Regions from separate parts of the Homo sapiens genome. Here region 2 is linked to region 1. Evidence: read pairs that join two places in POLR2A ChIA-PET (ENCODE). Cell type or tissue: PC-9. All regions are shown on one strand. Links, peaks and the distances in the headings refer to the core of each region. The heading gives the core; the rest is flanking DNA. Region 1 overlaps ZBED6 (zinc finger BED-type containing 6). Region 2 has its middle 44 kb from the start of OPTC.

Region 1 (6,324 bases), core at 477-5,476:
TAACAGATGGTAATAATAGATGCCTCTCCTATGTGTTACCATAACACTGTGTACTTTTCTCTGTTACAAAATTTATCGCATTTATAAGTATTCCTACCTGCCATTTATACTATAAGCTCCTGAGGAGTGTGACGGTGTTTTTTTCAATGGTGTCTACCCAGAATCTAGCAGACTAAGGATCAAATGTTTGTTGAGTGAATAATATAACAAATACAAGATAACCTATTTACCTGAACAAAAGAATGAAAAACCATAGCTGTTAGCATTACAAGACACAAGTGTCATAATTACATACACACACAAAGTATGTAAGAACACAGGTACCTTTCTTTGGTGTTTTGTCAATGTTAGTTTCTGGAGCTTCAACTTTCTTCCCTAGCCTCTGTGCCAGGCTACGCTTTAATGGAGGATCACTGTCACCGCCTATAAAGAGGGAGAACTTAGTTTAAGATTTCAAGTCAATCTTCAGCAAGGACAAGAAATACAAACAAAAACAGACAACATAGCATAATTCTGTTAAGTGTTCTGCATACATATGGCGTGTTTGTTCACCAGCTTCCTTAGAGTTCAATGTTAGAAACATAAAAATGTCGGAGAAAAGAGGTAAGGAAGGCAAGGTGCAGTGGCTCAGGCCTGTAATCTCAGCACTTTGGGAGGTCAAGGCAGGAGGATCACTTAAGGCCAGGAGTTCGAGACCAGCCTGGGCAACACAGCAAGACCTTGTCTCTAAAACAATTAAAATAAAAAATAGTCAGGCATGGTGGCACACACCTGTGGTCCCAGCTACTTAGGAGGCTGAAGCAGAAGGATCACTTGAGCCCAGGAGGTAGAAAGGCTACAGTGAGCTATGATCATAATACTGAGCTATGATCATAATACTACACTCCTGCCTGGGCGATACAGCAAGGCCCCATTCTCAAGAAAAAAAAAAAAAGAGAGACAAGGGAAAGAACAAAAAATTAGAATACACAAACATTTACCAAATAAATTAACTGACAAACCTACAAATGAAAGGTCATAAACCCTGGTTGAGATTAAAGTTCAGAATTAGAAATGTGAAAAATCTTCATGTACAAAAGAACCCTTTTTTTTTTTTTTGAGACAGGATCTCACTCTGTCACCCAGGCTGGAGTGCAGTGGTGCAATCTCAGCTCACTGCAACCTCCACCTCCTAGGCTCAAGCGATCCTCCCACCTCAGCCTCCCAAGTAGCTGGACTATAGGCACATGCCATGCCTGGTTAATTTTTGTATTTTTAGTAGAGACAAGGGTTTGCCATGTTGCCCAGGCTGGTCTTGAACTCCTGAGCTCAGGTGATCTGCCCACTTCAGCCTCCAAATGCTAGGATTACAGCACTATGCCAGGCCCCCCCAAAAATCTTAACTGGTCAGCTGCTGAATTAAGTAAATGCATACAGGATGAGGAAGACAGGTTAAGAATTATTAAATTTTAAGTTTTTTAGTATGAAGACTTTAAGAGCCACATAACCCCTCTCTCTCCAATTCTAGAAAAGAAATCTAAGGTTCTGAAATATTCTGTATCTTACCCAAGTCATCAACTAGTTAGTGATACAGCCAAGACCTAAATCAAGTTTCCTAATTCTAGCTGCTTTCTGAGACGGAGTCTCATTCTTTCGCCCAGGCTGGAGTGCAGTGGGAAGATCTCAGCTCACTGCCACCTCCACCTCCCGGGTTCAAGCGATTCTCCTACCTCAGCCTCCCGAGTAGCTGGAATTACAGGCGCATGCCACCATGCCTGGCTGATTTTTGTATTTTTAGTAGACTTTTTTGTAGTAGAGATGTTTGTATTTTTAGTAGTTTCACCATGTTGATCAGGCCGGTCTCGAACTCCTGACCTTGTGATCCACCTGCCTCAGCCTCTCAAAGTGCTGGGATTACAGGCGTAAGCTACCGCGCCCAGCCTTCTAGTTTTATTACACTGTTCAATACAAGTTGTTTAAAAGTCACCAGTTTTTAAAAACGGTTTTTTAGATTACTTGACTGAAGTTACATTGTTTGCAAGGTATCAAAGCTTCAAAAGACCCTACACAGAGTATGATTGTTTCTCTCCCCTCATTTATAATTTAAATATAAAACCATCACAAAGTTTACAGGTATGCTGATGTTAAAACAGCTCATTTCTATATTTTAAGAACTTTTAATTATTATTTTTAGAGACAGGGTCTTGCTATGTTGCCCAGACTGGACTCAAACTCCTGGACTCAAGGGATCCTCTAACCTCAGCTGCCCACGCAGCTGGGATGACAGGCATGCACCACCATACCTGGCTTAGTATTATTTTTTTCTACCTAAAATTTCTAGATCAGCTTTATCCAAGCTGAAAGTCCTATTAATTTGGAACCCTGGTTTGGTTTGTACTCTAAATACATGCTGAGATATTAAAATACTGCTCTTAGCTCTCCCCACCATCTTGGATCCTGTGGAGGCCTCCTGGGAACAGGACTTCTTAAAGGAAGTATGTCTGGAAGGCTGTGGTCCAAGGGCATTTTTGCTGGCTATAAGTGGGGTCTCCGGAAAAAAAGGGAGCACATAGCTTTTCTTAAAATTGAAGGTGTTTATGCCCCAGATGAAACAAAATTCTATTTGGGCAAGAGATGTGCTTATGTATACAAAGCAAAGGACAACACAGTGACTCCTGGTGGCAAACCAAACAAAACCAGAGTCATCTGGGGAAAGGTAACTCAAGCCCATGGAAACAGTGGTGTGGTTCATGCCAAATTCCAAAGCAATCTTCCTGCTAATGCTATTGGACACAGAATCTGAGTGACGCTGTACACCACAAGGGTTTAAGCTAATGAAAAGTCAGTAAAAGTGGATTTGCGCTATTGTAAATAAATAAATAAACAAAAATAAAATACTGCTCTTAAAATCTAGAACTGTTATTGTTTCTTGATTTACAGCTAGAAGAGATTTCTAAAGACTGCCTCATTTCTGTCTCTTCTAAGCTTTTTTCGTAAATGACTGTATAACGTGTAATGTATTCATCTGACTATAACCTTAGGCAAGTTATTTAACCCTTCCTGAGTTTGAGCTCAGTGCAGAAAATATTTACTGATATCAAGTGCCAAGCATTGTGCATGGTTTACTCATGGTTGCCAAGGATTCGATGAGAATTTACATAATGTTCTTTGATATACAGCAAAGCCACAGCAAATATTAATTTCATTCATGGGCATTATCTCATCGCTGAAAGTTTTTTATTACTTAGAGCGTAAAGTGCATAACTGATTCAACAATACATTCCCATCTCTCACTGTCTGAAACTTTGAAATGTGACTAAGTTCAGAACGGTTCTGAAGATAGGGTAGTGAGAACTGCATCAAAGACAACACAAAATAGAGATAGATAAGGTTTCCTTTTTAGGACATTTAAAACAGTATGAAGAAAATTCTGAAGTCAGAAAAAATTTTCAAAATAATTTTTTGAAGGCCAGAGCAGTGGCTCATGCCTATAATCCCAGCACTTTGGGAGGCAGAGGCGGGTGGATCACCTGAGGGCAGGAGTTCGAGACCAGCCTGGCCAACATGGTGGAAACCCCATCTCTACTAAAAATACAAAAATTAGCCAGGGGTAGTGCCTGTAATCCCAGCTACTTGAGAGGCTGAGGCAGGAGAATCACTTGAACCCAGGAGGTGGAGGTTGCAGTGAGCTGAGATTGTGCCAGTGCACGCCAGCGTGGGCGACAGAGCAAGACTCTCGTTTCAAATGATAATAATAATTTTTTGGAGTCAGACACGTTAGGGTAGTTATACAACAATTTACTAATATGGTAAAGTACTCCCCCAAAAATAAAATAGCAGCCAAGCATGGTATCTCATGCCTGTAATTGCAGTACTTTGGGAGGCCAAGGCCGACAGATCACTTGAGCCCAGGAGTTGGAGACCAGCCTGGGCAACATGGTGAAACCCTATCACTATAAAAAATACAAAAATTAGCCAGGTATGGTGGTGTAGGCCTATGGTCCCAGTTACTTGAGAGGCTGGGGCAGGAGGATCACTTGAGTCCAGGAGGTGGAGGTTGCAGTGAGCTGAGATTGCACCACTGCACTCCAGCCTGGGTAACAAAACAAGACTCTTGTCTCTAAATAAATAAATAAATAAGCAAGCACCAATAGACTCAAGGACTCAAATTTTATATATACATACTTTCTTCTTTCTTCTTAGGGATTCCTGTATTCTAAGAGACACACATTATATTAACCAATCATTTTTCTCGCCTCTAAAAACTCACATTTAAATTTGTTCAGAGAAATAGAGGTGTTCTTTACCATTTTTAAAATCTAGTTCCTTCCAAAACGCTGGTCATGGTCATAATCTAGTTCAATTGTAACACTTTAAATCTCTGTATCTTCAATAAAAGGTATAATGCACTCATGAAAACATGAGGAATTTATAAGTGCTTTCAGCCAATACAGGGGCACCAATAACAAAGATCTGTATAAAAAGAGTTTGGAGAAGCTATCATGTTAATGCACAAACAAGTAGAAAAGAAAAGATATACACAAAACTTATCTTACCTGCTGAAAATTTTCGTTTCCCCAGTCTCTCAGTAAGACTCAATCTAACCAAGGGTTCTTCTCCTGAAATGGCAAAAGCAGAATTTCTCTATCCTTAGTCAATTTTTCTGTATTCAGTAACTACTAATGGGTACAAAGTATGTTCTGATATTAGTGTAAATCCACCCAGAAAGTCTCTTGAAAATCAGGTCTCAGTCTTAAGGAAGGCCATTATATCAAAAAAAAAAAAAAAAAACCCAAACCTATTAATAATAAACAGCCAAACATACAGCCTAAACAGAAGCAATAGCATAGTACTAATTATTATTATTATTTTGATAATAATAATAGACTCTTGCTCTGTCACTCAGGCTGGAGTGCAGTGGTGCCATCTTGGCTCATTGCAACTTCCACCTCCTGGGTTCAAGCAATTCTCCTGTCTCAGCCTCCCAAGTAGCTGGGACTACTGCGCACACTACCACACCTGGTGTTTTTTTTTTTTTTTTTTTTGAGACAGAGTCTCACTCTGTCGCCCAGGCTAGAGTGCAGTGGCCCGATCTCGGCTCACTGCAACCTCCACCTCCCGGGTTCAAGCGATTCTCCTGCCTCAGCCTGAGTAGCTGGGATTACAGGCGTGCACCACCATGCCCAGCTAAATTTTGTATTTTTAGTAGAGACAAGGTTTCACCGCGTTGGTCGGGCTGGTCTCGAATTTCTGACCTTGTGATCTGCCCGCCTCGGCCTCCCAAAGTGCCGGGATTACAGGCGTGAGCCACCACACCCAGCCTAATTTTTGTATTTTTAGTAGAGACAGGGTTTCACCATGTTGGCCAGGCTGGTCTTGAACTCCTGGCCTCAAGCGATCCGCCCGCCTCAGCCTCCCAAAGTGCTGGGATTATACATGTAAGCCACTGCGCACAGCCTAGAATAGTACTAATTATTAATAGCAGTCGAGTATAAGACAGATTGTATTCTTAACCAATTGGTTATAAAGCTGAAACTATCCTTTTGCTTATGCACTTTGATATGTTGAATGAAACTGTACTCTACTCCGATGTTAACTGTCCAATATAACTATCTCTGATCACCTCAGGAAGAAGTGAGCTCTCTTTCTTCTAATTCTTTGTTGTTTGAATTGCACAAACATTTAAATATATCTATATCTATAATTCCTTATTAGGCTTAAAATTATTAAGTGAAAATACTTCGTTACAGGCCGGGTGTGGTGGCTAACACCTATAATCCCAGCAATTTGGGAGGCTGAGGCAGGCAGATGATTTGAGGCCAGCAGTTCAAGACCAGTGTGGCCAACATGGTGAAACCCCGTTTCTACCAAAAATACAAAAATTAGCCAGGCGTGGTGGCGGGTGCCTATAATCCCAGCTACTGGGGAGGCTGAAGCAGGAGAATCACTTGAACCTGGGAGGCGGAGGTTGCAGTGAGTGGAGATCGCACCATTGCACTTTAGCCTGGGCGACAGAGCAAGACTCCATCTAAAAAAAAAAAAAATTAATGGCCAAGAACGGTGGCTCACACCTGTAATCCCAGCACTTCGGGAGGCCAAGGCGGGCGGATCACCTGAGGTCGGGAGTTTGAGACCAGCCAGACCAACATGGAGAAACCCCGTCTCTACTAAAAATACAAAAAAATCAGCCGGGCTTGGTGGCACATGCCTATAATCCCAACTACTTGGGAGGCCGAGACACGAAAATTGCTTGAACCCAGAAGACGGAGGCTGCGGTGAGCTGAGATCATGCCATTGCACTCCAGCCTAGGCAACAGGAGTGCAACTCTGTCTCAAAGAAATAAA
Region 2 (6,324 bases), core at 933-5,932, 300 kb after region 1:
GGCTGGCCACTCTCTGGGATGCCTGTGCACTTCTGCTTCATCACTAGAACTGTACTTACCAAGTTGCTTTTAGTAATGGACCTTGTAATTTTTTATTATTGTAATTATGTATTTTAGTCACATATTACATAAATCAGAGTTTCCCAATTTTTTTTTTTTTTGAGACAGAGTCTTGCTCTCTTCCCCAGGCTGGAGTGCAATGGCATGATCTTGGCTCACTGCAGCCTCCACCTCCTGGGTTCAAGCGATTCTCCTGCCTCAGCCTCCCAAGTAGCTGGGCGTGCACCATCATGCCAGGCTAAGTTTTCTATTTTAGTAGAGATGAGGTTTCACTATGTTGGCCAGGCTGATCTGGAACTCCTGACCTCAGCTGATCCGCCCACTTCAGCCTCCCAAAGTGCTAGGATAATAGGCATAAGCCACCGCACCTGGCCCCAAGAGTTTCCCAATCTTGGCACTGACATAAATGAATGAAATGAGTGCAAAGATAAAGAGAGTTTTTCTATGATAGCATAGTCTCATGTGGCAGAGACTGGCTATGTCCTCACAAACCTGTCTCCTCTAATTGCTGGGCACAGAGTTGGACTACATTTCCCAGAACCCTTTGCATTGGATGGGACTATGTCTCTACTTTTCTTACCAAGGGACTGTGAGCAGAAGTGGTATGCTTCCACTTCTTATCTTCCAGGCTGAGGTAGTTAGTTAAGAGCGAGTGTGCCTTCATCGTCCTTCGCCTCTTTCTTTCCCCTTCTTCTCACTTGATGCATTCAAAAGCAGTAACCTTGGAAGCCACATATGGAAGATTGCAGAGCCAAAAATGAAGGGCCTACACATCCCTGAATCATGCTTGGAGGAGAGCCACTCATCAATTAGGAGCACCTGCTTTGGCCTCTATGTGAATAAGAAACTTCCATTGTTCTTGAATTGCTATACATTTCTGGGTTTGATTGTTAGAGTAAATAGTGTTTTCTTAAAAAAAAAAACACAACAGGGTTGAAAGTTTTGGAAATACTTGTAAAAGTGAGTCCCTCAAAATTCACAATTAAATTAGGTGTGGAGGCCAGGCGCAATGGCTCATGCCTGTAAACTCAGTACTTTGGGAGGCTGAGGCGGGCGGATCACCTGAGGTCAGGAGTTTTAGACCAGCCTGGCCAACATGGTGAAACCCTGTCTCTACTAAAAATACAAAAGAAAATTAACGGGGTGTGGTGGTGGCTGCCTGTAATCCCAGCTATTCGGGAGGCTGAGATAGAAGAACCTCTTGAACCCAGGAGTTGGAGGTTGCAGTGAGCTGAGACCGCGCTGCCGCATTCCAGCCTGGGTGACAGAGCGAGACTCCATCTCAAAAAAAAAAAAAAAAAAAAAAAAAGAAACAAACAAACAAAAAATTAGTTGTGGGAGAGACAATGGTAAAATATTGGGATATTGGGAACGAAGTCATAAGCATCTAAAAGAATTTTACTTTTCTATTTATTTTTAAGAGTCTTTAAGCTCTGGTTTCATTTTGAGGAAATCATTGACTATGCATTGCTGGCATGGCTTGTGGAAGGAAACCATCTTGGATTCTAATCAGCAAACCCAAAAGGCCCAGCCTTACATCAAAGGATTGACCTGTATTCATGTGCATTTAGCTATTTTAAGTTGAAACTCAAGGTTTAAAGTAAATATATATCATTTTTTATGATGTCTGGCTTTAACTAATTTTTTAAAATAAACTACTTACCACTAGTGTCGATCCCATTGAGTGAGAGAACTTCTAGAGCTCTGCCAATTTACAAAGGAGGAATCTGGGGTTCCAGAAGGTATGGTGACTTTCCCAAATCACATGGATAGCAGGTGGCCCAGCCAGCATTTACTCTAGGCTCCCACTTCCCCAATGTTACTCGTGGTGTCTTTTTTTCCTCTTGGGAACTCTGGGAATACTGAGCCAAAGGCCATGATCTCTGTATCTGATGGAGAAGCCAGTTCTGGCTTCCAGAGGCTTGTTACAAACAATGGGTAGCAAATGCTCCCAAGGAAGTTGCTCATTTGGCAAATGCTTTAGTTTTTAGGGGTACTTAACTGCATGAAAAATAGAGCCAAGGAGCACAGACCCTGGCTCTGTGTCAGTCCTGCTCAGAGATCCCAATGCAGGCTCCACCTCAATGCAACTGGTGTCTCCATCCCTGCGATGCTATAGCCACCAGTCTTCGGGAAATGCTCCCGATCTCAGGCTCCCTCTCACTGTCCCAGAACTTTCTTTATGGTTCACAAACACATTAAGCACATTATCTTGTTTAAGTCTCTCAACCACCCTGTAAGTTAGGCAGGGCAGATTTAACCTCATCTTATAGAACGTTGAAGCTGAGAGAGGTTTCATTATTTTCTGAAGTCCCATGGTTGCTATGTGGTAGGGTTAGAAAGGAAATATCAACACAGGTTTTTTATTTCCCAGTTCTGCCACACCAAGTGAACTTCAGCCACCACATCAAATCCTGTCACCCTACAACCCTGTGCGCCTTCAGCAGAGGCAGCTTGGAGCCCTAGTGAGAGAAGGCCTTTGGCAGCGGCCAGTCCTGTTTTGAGCCAGGGCTCTGACTCTTATCAGCCTGAGCTGTGGTTTCTTCATCTTTTACGTGGACGTGGGTAAACATATCAACTCATTCATGAATGGTGAAGACTGTGTACATATTTGGTGAAAGTCATGATTGCAGTGCCTGGCTCACAGTAAATGTTCCATCACTGCTTACCCCCCCCACCCATCTGCTCTCTACAGTTTGTGTTGTATCTGTACCCACCTAAGTGCTGATGTCTGTGCCTGCACCTGTACATTGCATTCTGCCCCTACAACTGACTAGATGCTGGGCTTCTTCTGCCTGGATGGAAGCTTCCCAAGAGCAGGGACCATGACTCCTTCATGAAAAATGCTGTGAGATGGCTTCTTTCCTTGACCAGGAGCCAGGAGATCTGGATTCCAATCTTGTGTTACTTTCTTCCTCTGAGCCTCAATTTCCCGTTTGTAAAGTGAGGGAGTTTGACTAGATGCTCTCTAAAGTCCTTTTGAATGATGATGATCCATGGTTTCTAGATCTCTCACATCAGACTGGAAGCTCCCTGAAGCCAGAGGAACAGTGGCTGCCTCACCCCCTGGATATTTCCACCCCAGAAAGGGCTCTGCGTATTCACAAGCCTTTAAGTGCACAGCACTGTGTGCCAAGCATGGTGCTACCATCTTGGGAGAGACACAAGGAACAGAAAACAGTTCTTCCCCCCAGGAGTCCTGCCTGCCACACTTATTGAGGAGACAATACAAACACAAATTAAAAAGCTGAAGATCCTAGCTCAAGCCCTGGGCATCTCTCCACTGGAGAAATACAAACAACCTCCTAACAGACCTTCTTGCTTCTCATATCCCTCCTTGCCAGTTCATTATCTCAACTATACAAAAGTCTAAGACTGATCAGCTCACCTGCCTCAAAGCCTTTCATGGCCCCCTGTGTCTTTCCAGTGACAATCTGAACTCATTAGCATGATACCAAACCCTCTGCTATCAGGTCTCTGCCTTCCCGGCAGGGTTCCAATCATGATCACTTTTCAATGGCAACCTGGACTCTGGACATTTGGCACCACCTCCCCTCATCCCATTCCTCACCTCTACCCCAGTAAGCCCGGCCAAACTTTGCAACCACCATGACTCACTTGATTAGCTTAGGTACAATCTGATGACATCTCTTTTACTTCTCTCATTTCAACATTTGAGCCTGAGGTGCCCTTATCAGCAAGAATTTCAGGATCTTTCTGGTAAGGCCTCTCATCTCCCTCTACTCTCTGGTACACAATTGCCCAACAACTTGGGGGTTTGCGTAATCCAAAGAGATTAGTGTGTGAAGGAAGGGAAAATATAGGAAAGAACAGAGCCCTGCCGAATAAAGTGGGGCAGGTTTCCTGGAGAAAGAGACTTTCATCAGGATTTAGACACATATGAGAACTTGGGCAGGTAGTTTGTGTTGGCAACGGGGATGGGCAGACCCCTGAATATAGGAGCAATACCCAAGAGGTGAAAAGAAGCAGCATCCCTGGGTCAGACTACAGTGACCTCAAGTTGATAAATTCCAGTCTGGTAAGACTCTCAGGAAATGGGTGAACTCATTCAGTGCTGATAATGTTTCAGATTGGTATAGTCCTAGAGAGCCATAAACATAGTCTTGCTTTTGACAAGTAATCTTGCTCATGAAAATTTATGCTAAGGAAATAATTCAATTGAACACCAAAAACTCTGAACAACAATATTCATAGAGGCATTCTTTAAACTAGGGAAAATTTGGAAGCAGTCTGAAATTCAACAGTAGGAGTTGATTAAATGTAATATGAAGTGGCCATATAATGAAGTGTTGGGAAGACATTAAAAATTATACTTAAAGCCAGGTGCAGTGGCTCACACCTGTAATCCCAGCACTTTGGGAGGCCGAGGTGGGCGGATCACTCGAGGCTAGGGGTTCGAGTCCAGCCTGGTCAACATGGTGAAACCCCATCTCTATTAAAAATACAAAATTAGCCAGGCGTGGTGGTATGTGCCTGTAATCCCAGCTACTTGGGATGCTGAGGCAGATGAATCACTTGAACCCAGGAGGCGGAGGCTTCAGTGAGCTGAGATTGTGCCACTGCACTCTAGCTTGGACAGCAGAACAAGACTCTGTCTCAAAAAAAAAATTAAAAATGATACTTAAGATTTGTATTATTCAAAAACAATTCAGCAAATATTGATGGAGATGTTCATGGGGTTAGTTTCTTCCAAGGCCACTGTCCTTGGCTTGCAGATGACTGTCTCTTTCCTGTGTCTTCATGTGATCTTCCCTCTGTGTCCGTTTCCTGGTCTCCTTTTCTTCTAAGGACACCAGTAATATTGGATTGGGCCTGCCGTAATGACTTCATTTTAACTTAATCCCCTCTTTAAAGGCCCTGTCTCCAAATAGAGTCACATTCTGAGGTACTGTCAGTTGGGACTTCAACATATGAATTTGAAGGAACATAGCTCAGTCTCTAACAAGATTTTCTGTCTGGGACTGTGCTGTGGGTTTGTGGGACTAAGACATAAAGGACCCAACCACTGGTGGCCAACATCTGCAGACAAGGAAAAGGCTGTCTTTGATGGAAGGATGGAACTCTGACAGGGAAAGGCAGTGGTCTGCAGCAGTGTTTGCAGGGGACAATTAGGGAAAAGGTGGGAAGCAGGACACAGATCCCATTTGGTGGATATGGAGTGGTACTTGGATGGTGTACACACAGTACTCAAGGGCTATAATCAGGAAGTGCCTTATTTTGTCTCTCACTTTCCTTTAAAGTTTATTTACCTTGGAAAATTTCCTCCTCTGCTCCTGTATTAAAAAAATCACACAGTCTTCTGACTTTCTTTTTTTTTTTTTTTTTTTTGGGACGGAGTCTCGCTCTGTCACCCAGGCTGGAGTGCAATGGCAGCGATTCTCTTGCCTCAGCCTCCCAAGTAGCTGGAATTACCGGCATGCACCACCAAGCCTGGCTAATTTTTGTATTTTTAGTAGAGATGGGGTTTTGTCATGTTGGCTAGGCTGGTCTCAAACTCCTGACCTCAGGTGGTCCACCCACCTTGGCCTCCCAAAGTGTTGGGATTACAGGCATGAGCCACCGCACCCAGCCAGTCTTCTGACTTTGTATTCACTCTTAGGTAAGTCTTTCGGGTCATGTTAAGTTGTCAAACTCTGCCCCAATTTAGAAATTAAAATGTCAAGCCCCGTGTAATAATAAAAGTTTCCAACTTAAGCTATAGCCTTTTGTGTGGTTGGGGCTGCCAAGGTGGGCTGTTGGGGCTGCCAAGGTGGGCTGTCTGGGCAGGGGCCGGGCGATGGGCTTCTTCTCTCTTTGTGCTAACCTCCTCCCTCTACTCATTCTCCCTGTCTCTGCCTCTGTTTCTTGTCCCTATGGGATTGGGGTTGAAGGAGGGAAAAAAGATAGACTCTTCTTGTACACATATTATCTCTGTGGCTAGAACAGGATTCTCCAGCTCTTGGCTGGGGAGTGGTAACACTCCCTGGGCTGTGAGGGATAGAATGGCTTTGAACAGGCTTGTCAGTGGTGGACCAGTTGGCCAAGAGCCGAGAGACAAGGGAGTCATCACCCAAGACCTCCCGGCTGCCAAGGAGGTGACACAGCCTGCTCTGTGTTTTCTCAAATGGCCATCTTAACTTCAGCATGCTCCTAATCATGAATCATCTTGTGACTGCAGCTAGTTCTTACAAGAACCTTTCAAGGAAAGAAGTAAGCCAACTCCAACAGAAACTGCAATGAAAATTGATTGCGATTCTGGGTCCA

Evidence for each region. ChIA-PET counts read pairs that join two places held together with the same protein. Peaks named below come from ENCODE experiments on the same cell type or tissue, not always from the same donor. Only the 100,000 strongest peaks of a DNase experiment are listed, where the experiment ranks them.
Region 2: POLR2A ChIA-PET joins it to region 1 with 21 read pairs; 3 of 35 experiments call an interaction of 5 or more read pairs at or near these places.

Annotation. Positions count from the first base shown.
Region 1 is chr1:203,832,065-203,838,388 of GRCh38, reverse strand. It overlaps ZBED6 (zinc finger BED-type containing 6), which reads right to left. Exons shown (of 17, transcript NM_001395895.1): 9 at 4,536-4,598; 10 at 325-423. ZC3H11A (zinc finger CCCH-type containing 11A) reads right to left here. Exons shown (of 18, transcript NM_001376342.1): 10 at 4,536-4,598; 11 at 325-423. It also overlaps the pseudogene RPL35AP5. Among named protein-coding and RNA genes, the nearest start is that of SNRPE, 26 kb to the left of the region's middle. In PC-9, for the core only: no CTCF peak of the experiment used is centred there; no DNase peak of the experiment used is centred there.
Region 2 is chr1:203,534,548-203,540,871 of GRCh38, reverse strand. No RefSeq gene overlaps it. Among named protein-coding and RNA genes, the nearest start is that of OPTC, 44 kb to the right of the region's middle. In PC-9, for the core only: no CTCF peak of the experiment used is centred there; DNase peaks (open chromatin) are centred at 2,601 and 3,751; H3K4me3 peaks cover 701 bases; H3K27ac peaks cover 4,421 bases.